Linked DNA regions of Mus musculus: region 1 is linked to region 2. The links are chromatin loops, found by intact Hi-C in ENCODE. Cell type or tissue: left cerebral cortex. All regions are shown on one strand. Links, peaks and the distances in the headings refer to the core of each region. The heading gives the core; the rest is flanking DNA.

Region 1 (5,392 bases), core at 163-5,162, 130 kb after region 2:
ATCATTATTTAAGGCAAGAATTATCCACTTTATTCTGTACCAGTCACTTTATGTACTACGTAAGTATTTGATTCACGATCAAGTGAGTAAACAGATACTCTAAGGTCAGCTTCCATGTCCCATTCTACTCTTCATGCACAAATAGAATTAAGTACTCTGCACATGGAGACCACAAGGTAAATGATGACAAGGCTAGGCTCCTGATGCATACCTGAACAGAGTCTGCACATTCACAATCGTCTTGGCATCTGCCATGTAGTCTTCCTCTGCACTCATGGTGCTTTCTTTGTCCACCACCACCATGTTGGCAGCAAAGGTCACTCCACACCTGAGCAAATCATCTAGGCTTTGATAAAAATTCCCAAGGAAAAAGAAACAGAAGGTCTTTAAATAAACTCCACGACTGCACTCAGTACCTAAATCCGCTTATTGGTTGGCTTATGTATGAATCCTTTTAACTGAATTTATAGATAATATAGATATACACTAATGAGGACTGTAATGCAATATGACCCACTGATATGAAATTCAGAATTCATCAGATACTAACAGTTCCAAAGCATCCGTATTTGGAATCTGTGCTCAGTAACACTTAGTATATAAACAGTTCAATAGAAATTATGGCAATGATTCATGCTTATAGCTAGTGCATTATTTCAAGGGCAAAACATTATAATTGGTTTAAGTTGCTAAGTTGCTTTGTTGAAAGTATAAAAGAAGCAACAGCTATATTAATTTAGACAACAAGCTAACGTAGAAACACAAAGGTATGTGATATGAATTTATAAATGTCCATATTTAGATAGATAAATAGTCAGAAAGATAGATACCTCTATTTAACTGTCAATTGTTCCTGAATTACAATGAGTAGGGTGTGTGTGTGTGTGACTCTGTGTGTGTGTGTGTGTGTGTGTGTGTGTGTGTGTGTGTTTGTATTAAGACAATTTTTTAACAAGAAATTGAATAGAACAAGTTTCTTTGTCTCTATGAGGTAACTAGAAAAACTGGGGTATAAGTAGTTGTGAACTTTTTTGGTCAGTTTTCATTCTTGTTTCTGTAAAATGTATTGACTGGCATCTTCCCTGCAAATTAAAGAAAGAGATGTTTACCATTAACCCTGACCTAGGCATCAACTAGTTTCAATGTCTTTGCATTTTTCACACTAGAAAAACAGTACAAAAAAATGGGGTCAGACGAAACTTGATCTAGTAAAAGGATGGATAGTTATACAGTTCAGTGAGGACAGATAAGAAAATCAGTTAGTGTCCATACCTCCTGATTCAATTAAAAAAATAATTAAAATGTAAAAATCTGTAGTCACTGCTGATATGGACTGAAGACAGTTTCCAGACATCTCATCAAAGCTCATAAGGAGGCTAACAGACTTCAGAGGGCTATTATGAAAATCTCAGCCTAAGACCTCTAGGAATAATCTGGGGGTGCGGTGGGGAGACAAATACTGCACTTGAACTTGGAGCAATTCTATGTGACAGATATTTTATAGCTAAAACTGTTTACAGAACATTTCTTCACAATAAAATTCCCCATGCGAAAAGAGCACAGAATCGTAATATCCAATCAATACAATGATTGTCAAGATTAATCCCTAGTGTTTTAGATTTTCCTTGTGTGTATCAGATTCACTGTACTTTTTCTAAATAGATTAAATGATATTTTAGAAATTATCCCATAAAGACTGGGACTTTTCAGCATGTGCAACTCCTTAATTTAAGCTACAGTTAGAGGGCTGGAGAGATGGCTCAGCTCACTGACTGCTCTTCAAGAGGTTCAATTCTCAGCAACCACATGGTGGTTCACAACCATCAGTAACAGGATCCGATGCCCTCTTCTGGTGTGTCTGAAGATAGCGTCAGTGCATTCATATACATAAGCCACAGCAATGCAGAAAATGTTAGATGTGGTCCCTTATGGAAGATTTGGTGATGACTAAGTCAACTTGCTTCTAGTCGCTTAGGACTTTCAAGATATTTCCTTGTATTTTCAGCCTTTATAGCTTTTCTACATCAAAATTCTCTCTTATAATTTTATAGAACAAGAGAAATATAAATTGGTAAGAAGTCAGTTTCATTGAATCAGAGCAGACTGGATTTTGCAAAACAGAAGTGAACGCTGGACAAACACTTTACTAAGAGAGCTTGTTCTAAGTTTCTTAGAGCACCCTGCTTTCAAGTGCGTTTGCTGACTTCATCCTTAAAGTGTTTCCTGTTGTAGTGACTCGGGACCATGAATTATTAAATGATGCATTAGAATTTAGACAAAACAAAAGGTTGGGATAATATTAGTGAAACATGCAGAATCTTCGGATCCTTGAGGCTTTACTTTTCTAATTAACGTTTTAGCATTTTTGAGTAGGCTGTGAACCTGTTGAGTCCTGAGTATCTTCTCTCTGATACTTCGCTGCTTTTTAATAGCCCACAACCCTTTTTTAAAAGCATGCTGTTTTGCACTGTTCAGCCACCAGATGGCAATAACAGCCAATGAAACCCATCTGAGTGACACTCAAAAGTTGATTTCACCAGCCATGCCTTTTTACTTTTCCATGACTCACTCAGTTTTTCCAAATTGGAAAATGTGAAATTTGCAAGTGTGAGGAAGTATTCTTGTTTAAATGGGCTTTATTTTCATGAGAATTTCAAACATAAGCTAACAAGAATCATACAGGGACACTCCATATATATTCCCTCTCTAGTACACGTGTGCATATAGATATGGTGACCAACCTTCAATAATTATTAGTCTACAATCAATCAATCCTCTTACATCTTCCTTGGAATTTAATATTCTTAGTTTCCTTTTTGACAGTCACAGATATTTTGCAGTATTTCATGCTATTAATCTGGTGATAACTTATTCTTCTGGTTAATAGTGTCACAAAATGTTTATATTTTATATTTTATGTTAATACATTGAATAATTGCATGCATAACATAATCTTTTAATTAAAAAGTTATATAATTACAAACTGAAATTTTCTTGAATAAATTTTCAAGAAATTGTTACTACTTACATTGAAAATATGGTAATGTGGAATTTTTAAGGTACTTTTGGATGCCACTTTATCAATAACATTACTGCAAAAAAAATGCTGCATTTGCAAAGGCTGCAAGACTAAAATAGCTTTGCAAATGTGTGAACCTGACCAATCTGACATGCAGCAAGGTCTGGTGCAATTCAGCAATGGAATACAGCTTAGCAGTATGGTAGGGGGTACACAGCACAGCGGCATGTGCTCTGCATGCAAAGGTCACCGTATTTACTGTACCAACACGACAAAGTACACTCATCATGCAGGAACAAGACACAGAACTTGACAGATCACAGGACACTACACTCATCATGTGCCATAGACTTTGTCACCTACTTGTCAATAGAGCCCACCATGTAGTAAACCATTGGAAACCAACAGATTGCATCCAGAAAATGCATATCTGGCCTATGTAGCAGATGGGTTACAAAATGAAACACAGTGTCACAACAGGGGCAGCACTTCTAGGAAAGGGAAGCAAGTTCATTTAGTTTGTATTTCCAAAACCAAAGACAAGATACATCCTAAGTTGCCCTTTCACTTGAGAATATAATTGCACTACTTACAAACCATATGATACATCAAGAACTGTGAGTTATAAATCAGAAGCACTATGGCATAATTCTAAAAAATACAGATATTACTCTTGATTACGACAATACTTATAGAATACTTCAGTTACTCGATGCAGAAGAGAATTTGACCATGAAGAACAAATGGTTGTTGTTTTCTACAAATGCCTCTAACAAGCAATCAATAAGCTTGAGTATCAAGAGTGCTTTGTCTAAAGAATATCTATAGTCACACCATACTTCACATCTCAACGTATCTAGGATAGTCTACATATGCATGGAAAAAACTGTGTTGTGCAAAGTTGCACTGACACTATTTCACCTTTGACTTTACTGTCTTACCAAGGTATATTGTTGAGGAAGTGTCCGTTATAACTGAAATATTTACAGGTAACCACAGGAAAGGAAAGAACAATAGAGCTCAAACTTGCTTAGAGATGACTTAATAAGTTACATCTACTCCATAGCTCTTAAATCCTGCATGCATTCACTGAGCATATATAGACCCCAAAACTGCTCAATGGACTTTTAAATATACTATTTTGTATTAAAGAGTGGCCAATCAATTTATAACATATGTTAAATGCATGCAGAAAGCCATAAAGATGCAATGCTTTTTTTCTAAAGAGAAAATAATCTCTAGGGGCACCCAGGAAACAGAATTGGGGTATATCACAGAAAGGTAATATTTTCTTTGGGTGTTGGCAGATGAGGAACAATTTGGCATGAACAAGACAGGAGGGAAATTCTAGGTCAAGGTAATGAGTGAGAAACTTGCAATTTCCCAGATGCTGAGCCTCAGATGGATCAATTCTTTTCCTAACTATTTTTTCCTGTTGATTTCCCTCCTCTCTCTTTCAACTCTAAAGAAAAATAAATTTTAATAGAGTAATGTATTAAAAAAACAAACTTCCAAGTGATGACACTGTTAGAATTTTGTCTGAATTTTTCTGGATATTTAATTTATTTGGCATATTGAATGGATCAGTACTATTACATTGTCTTAAACTGCCACAATTCAGTTTGAAAATTCAGAATTGTTTAACTCATAAATCATAAGAACCTTTTGTAATCATTTCTAGTTTACTTTACATATAATATTGTTATTTTCACCATTAGATGACTCTTAAGCACCAGTTTAAACAAAGATCTCAAGCAAACACAGAGTGACTATTATTCACTCTTTAACAATCTCTAATGTTCTTAAGTCCTTAAGCAATATTCTAAGACATGTATTTGCAGGGTTTGGGATGGAGATTTCCATTCAATTTCTAGAAACTTTCTTGCTTCTTAACATTAGGAGGGCAGCTGAAGGGGTTTGCAACCTCACAGGTTGCAACAATATCAACCAACCAGACCTCCCAGAGCTCCCAGATACTAAACCACCAACCAAGGAGTACACATGGAGGGACCCATGTCTCCAGCCACATGTGTAGCAGAGGATGTCCTTGTCGGGCATCAGTGGGATAAGAAGCCCTTGGTCTTGTGAAGGGTAGACTCCCTCCCCAGTGTATGAGGATGCCAGGGAGGTGAGGTGGGTTGGTGGGTGAACACCCTCATAGAAGCAGGGGACAGGAAATGGGATGGGGGTTTCCAGGAGAGAAACTGAAAAGGGGATAACATTTGAAAAGAAAATACCTAACAAAAATAAATAGATAACAACAACAAAAACATTAGGAGGGTAATATTTTATGGCTCTCAATACTCTTCATAATTTTAGAAGTATGCTTAAAGATGCAAACACCAAAAATGCTAAAATATCAAGGTGGTTTTG
Region 2 (5,392 bases), core at 331-5,330:
ACCATTGTTCCTTTGCTAAAATGAATCATGTTCTGACTATTGTGAGCTCTCTGTTTACCTTCTGCCTCATTAAGGCTTTATTTTATTTTTTCTCATGTTTGTTGGGTTTTTTTTGTTTGTTTTAATTGAAAAGATTATTTTCTCATGCAAAATACCCTGATTACAGTTTCCCCTCTCTCTACTCATTCCAAGTTCTTCCCTACCTCCCCTTCCCTCCAGATCCACTCTTCTGCCTCTCCTTAGAAAAGATCAGTCTTCTAAGAGATAACAGCCATGTCTGAGAAAATAAAATATACGATGTAGTGTGGTTCTGAGTTCTGTCTCACCATTGGGTTGTGGGAACCCCATTAGGGCAGACATATCTGGGAGGCACTAGACTATATTCCATCCTCTCTGTCATGGTGGTGCCTTGGCTGGAAGAACACCAGGGGAGGTGGAATGCTGCTCTAGAGGTAGGTTCCAACAGAGGTGAGAAATGGCACAGGCTGAGGCTGAGGTTGGGGTTCCCAAACTCCCAGGCATCTGATGCCACTGGGAACCAAGAGTCAGGAGGGCACGGCTCAGTGTTGAAGGCTTCCACCATGGCGATTCTTGATTTGAGAAACAGTCTTTGCTTGTCCAAACTATATATTCATCATAGAAAATGGGTGCATGCAACTTACTCAAGGTGGACCAGAAATTAAATACTTTTTGCAAGAAGGAATGTCTGGGAAGAGAAGCTTATTGGCTAAACCCCCAGGACCAGCCAATCTATGTCTCATTAGCATGGAGAACTCTGAGATCTGTGCTACTTGACTAGTCCTCAGGATCTTCATGTTTGATGGCATGGTCATGAACTGGGTAGGGAGTAAATGAAGTGCCTACCATTCTCAGATATGAGAATCACCAGGGTTTCTGAATCTGCTCAACCTTTGCAGTTTTTGTCTGGAGACACTGTTCCACTTGCATCACAATGAAGCAAAAACCTATTATATTGAAGTTGAATTGATTCCTCCTCCTCCTCCTCCTCCTCCTCCTCCTCCTCCTCCTCCTCCTCCTCCTCCTCCTCTTCTTCTTCTTCTTCTTCTTCTTCTTCTTCTTCTTCTTCTTCTTCTTCTTCTTCTTCTTCTTCTTCATCCTGGTTCTCTGGCATTAAAAAAAAAGGTATTCTCTACTTTTTGTCATCCTGCCAAGCCTAAAGTCAACTGTTTTAATAAGAATCTTGATTTCTTAATTAGAGAACGATGCCTTATCCAGAATGATGGACTGAAATTCCTTAAAACCATGAAGGAAAATAAACCTTTCCTGTTACCTCATTGCTTGAGTCAGGGATTTAGTCAAGTCAATGAGAAGGCTAGCTAACAGTCCAGACAGAATACAGGCTGTGAGGCAAGAGGGAGACTTTATTGGCTGTGCACATAGAGCAACTCATGTGTGCTCTTTCCTTCAAAGGAATACCACCAGGCAGGGAAGAAATATCACCAGAGTATACACTTTAGTGAGGATTCTTTGAATATATACAGAAGTCCATGTGCTATTCAGCAACATAACTACAGAAGACGCAAAAATACCTGTGGAGGCCATATTTCCTAAACATGGATTCCTGGTGAGAGAATACCCACGTTCTCTTCCACTGCCATACTATCCAGTGGGCACGATCTAAAACTGAATACAGAAAAGCCTGTACTATTTGGACTTGGAAAAATTACTCCCGTTGGAAGTTGAAGCTTGGCAAATGGAAAGGATAACCCTATGGAAACATCTATGACTTTCCACACGGAGGAGTCAGAGTTTCTCATCCTCATCCTATTTTTCAGATATGCAGAAAGAGGTTGGATAGAATATTCCCTCCTGGTATTATTTCCTGTGGCCTTCTTGATTGTGGACTTAGGGCATCAATGGTAGATTTTTAAACTCAAGCTCTTCATGAATCCATAGCAATTTTGCATTATGAACAAAAACAAACACAAAATTCGCGACAGTGTTGAAAGCTCATGAGAATTAGGTATTTTCAGACAGCATCTGAGGAAAAGAAAATAGTGTGGGACTTATCAAAAACAACAACAAAAAAACACTCCACAAAACTAGAGCACAAGATGTTCCAAAGCATTTGCTGCAAAACTCCTGCAAATTTGAAACTGTGGTGACCTTTGTCTTATTGCACTGTGACATCTGTCATATCACAGTGTAAAGGATTCGTGGCCTTTTATCAATCCCATAGAACTAAAATATTGTAAAGGTTTGCTAATAATGTGCTTTATTCCAAATATGCTTAAAATATATTGTTAGATGAAAATATATTTGTGGTTTAAGTAAGTTCATACTTGTAACATATGTCATTTCTTTTCTTAAACATAACTGCCTTCCAAAATCATTAAGTATTTCTTAAAATAATAATTAGTATGGAATGTAGTTCAAATGACTTATAAAATTAAAAAGATTTACATTGCTTCTGTTTAAGACACATGTTCTTAAGTGTCCTAAATCTATGAGCCTCTTGTTGTACCCCTCTTGCACAGGGATCAAAAGCTGGCACCACCAAATCCTATAAGTTTGAGAAATTCTTAATAATAGAAATAAATTTCAGAACATAACATAACATAACATTTTAACATAAAATCTAATTAAAAGATCAAGATGTACTGGCCTTTACGGAAGAAGCTTTACTGTAGCTCCGTTTAGCCCTGTTTTGTTTAGAAAAGGGAATTGTTTTAGCATTGACCACAAGATGGTGCTATCACAAAGCAATTTCAGACTAAAGCACCATCTAATCTATTCCGAACTGCATATTTGTGTATGTTTTTCACAGTAAATCTTCAGACTTTAACATTTTAGTTGGTGGATGCCTTCCTCCAACTTATTTTGTATTTTCAGAGCTATTTTTTCTTGCACTGGGAACTGGGAAGGGAGATTCTATCCCTTCTAACGACTTGCTCATTGGCTAAGATAAAAAGGAGATTAATTAATCGTAAAACTGATTCATCTTTCAAAGATAAGAAACGTTGTGATTGTTTTGTGTCACTTATTGGCGTTTGTTTACTCTTTCTTGTTTAATAGAAGAAAACATTCTGCTCTCCTGTACTCGGGGTTCATTAGCGTAGCTGTCAGAGAGCAAGCATTTGAGAATAACAGACTCAGTTATAACAAGCTGCGAAGACGATCTCGCTAATTTGGCCACGGCCTTTTCCTTTCTCACCATCTGCTGTTTTCTTGAAAGTTGACTTATTTAGAAAGGCAGCAAACAATTAAGATCTCCACGAAGAAAAACAGAAACGGAGAGATTATTTTTAAAGTTTGGCTTTTGGGTTTTTGACAGTCTGCACACTGTTTGGTTTCCTTGTGTCAGGAGGACAGGGCTACTAACTGTGGGGTGACCCTTTTATGAACCTCAAAAAAATTCAAGATTGCAATGCAATCATCATAGTAGTTCATGGTCCTAGACCATTCTGAGAATAACAATTTTGGCATTTTTTTTATATAAATCAAAGATAATTTTCATGAAGTCCTGTTATAAGATTTATTTTTATGATTTTTAGTTATGTGTATCTGTCTGTATCTTGGTGTATGTATGTGTATGTTATTGCCATGCCCAAGAAGGTCAGAGGAGTTCAATCCTCTGAAAGTCTAATTATAGGGGATTTTAAGGACCCGAGCTTGAGCTCATGATTTTCCTATCTTAACCCTCTGTGCAGTGGTATTGTAAGCATCCACCACCATCCAAAGAATTGAAATGCCATTTGAATAAACCGTGTTTTTCTTTCATGGAAATAGTTTCTTCAAAAATCTATTTTGTGGTGTTTTGATGTATGTCAGACAACCTATCATCCTGAAACACTAAAATGAAAGTTATTTCCTTTTACATAAATTTATTAAAGTATAATTTACAAAGAACAAATGTATACATTTAAAAATATGGGACCTTATGTCTTATATGCATATTGTGAAATAATTACCAATATATAATTGATAAACATGTCAATTACCTCATATGTATTATGTTTGTGTTAAAAAAATTAAGGCCCACTCTCTTCACTTTGGAGAGCTCCTGTAAATGCTTGCAGATGGCAGAAAAACAACATGTAAGAGACAAGAGGGAAATCTGGCTCAACATGGCTTAGTTAGCTGGTAGTCATTCAAATTTCTACAGTCTGACACCAAGCAGCTTATTTTAGCCATATTTAAGCACAGCATAATTTTGGGGGTGGAAATCCTGATGAATTCACTCACTCTCATGTATACAACAAAGCTTAAGGCATTATTTTATTCAGCATTTTCTGTGGGTGGTTGAATCAGGCTTGGATCTTTAGGCGTGCCTGAAGAGCATTTTACCCACAAAATCATCTCCCCAAGGCTTATGGTTGCTACTAATCCCTTAGAAGTAATATAGTCACCAAATACTTGCTCTCATATCTAGAATTGGCATCACACTTTTGATCTCTTTTTAAAAATTTTTTTAAGATTTATTTTATTTATATGAGTACACTATAGCTCTCTCCCGCACACCAGCAGAGGGCATCAGATGATCAGGCAGTATGTTCTTCACTGGAAAAGGCTATGTATCTCTCTCTCAGCGTTCCTTATTTGCCTATACTCCATTACATAGGGTTAAGGCCTTATGATCTTTTGTTTAAAACTTGCAGCCATTTAGGACACTTGTTGGCAGGTGAGAATTATAAGACTAGATTTCTATGACTGCTGGAGTTAGAAGTTTTCTATTAGAAGTTAATATGGATTGTGTAGAATCCAAGGAAGAATTTACACACTTAAATCTCCTCTTGCTGAAAGTTATAATCCTTTTTTTGGATTTGTGACTTCCCTTTTCCCTTTCTGATGTTTGTAGCTCTAGCTATATACTTTTGTTACTTCTCTCCTTCGGTAAATTTACTCAATTGTTCCCTACTTGGAATGCTTAAATAAATAAATAAATAAATAAATAAATAACAAAACAAAAAAACAGAATAATTCTCTCAGGCTTGTTTTTAGACGGTTAATCACTATAAATGGAAATAAAACTAATATTTATGTATAGATGTTTGCACTCTAAATTCACAGATTTGATAATAACATTTGTTGTGATGAAGAGTTTTATGTTCTCTATACAATCATGTCATAAGATTGAGAAAGTTGTACTTTACAGGTCCAATTTTTGTAACTCTAATTTCTTTTTCTTTCCTAGTTGTTTTCAGTAGTGAGTACAGGATTGTGATAAATAGTATGGCAAAGGTCACTATTGTCATTTTGTCCTTGGTCTCAGTGAAGAAACTCAGCTATTTTACAACTGAATGTGATATTAGGTCTGTCTAGTGCTATATGAATCCATAGAGTTGAAGTATGTGTTTCTGTACTTAATCTATTGGCTTTATTCATAATTGTCTTAGAGACTTTCATATAATAAATGGTGTATCAAGTTTAT

What was found. Peaks named below come from ENCODE experiments on the same cell type or tissue, not always from the same donor. Only the 100,000 strongest peaks of a DNase experiment are listed, where the experiment ranks them.
Region 1: it touches region 2 in a loop (4-fold over the local background); 9 of 42 quality-filtered maps call a loop at or near these places.

What each region holds. Positions count from the first base shown.
Region 1 is chr1:140,528,815-140,534,206 of GRCm38, reverse strand. Kcnt2 (potassium channel, subfamily T, member 2) reads right to left here. Exons shown (of 28, transcript NM_001081027.3): 20 at 3,383-3,454; 21 at 212-346. Among named protein-coding and RNA genes, the nearest start is that of 4930590L20Rik, 120 kb to the left of the region's middle. In left cerebral cortex, for the core only: a CTCF peak has its summit at 2,475 (motif pointing right); a DNase peak (open chromatin) is centred at 2,521.
Region 2 is chr1:140,658,915-140,664,306 of GRCm38, reverse strand. No RefSeq gene overlaps it. Among named protein-coding and RNA genes, the nearest start is that of 4930590L20Rik, 5.2 kb to the right of the region's middle. In left cerebral cortex, for the core only: CTCF peaks have their summits at 2,709 (motif pointing right) and 4,478 (motif pointing right); DNase peaks (open chromatin) are centred at 3,081, 3,596, 4,208, 4,481 and 1 more place; H3K4me3 peaks cover 680 bases.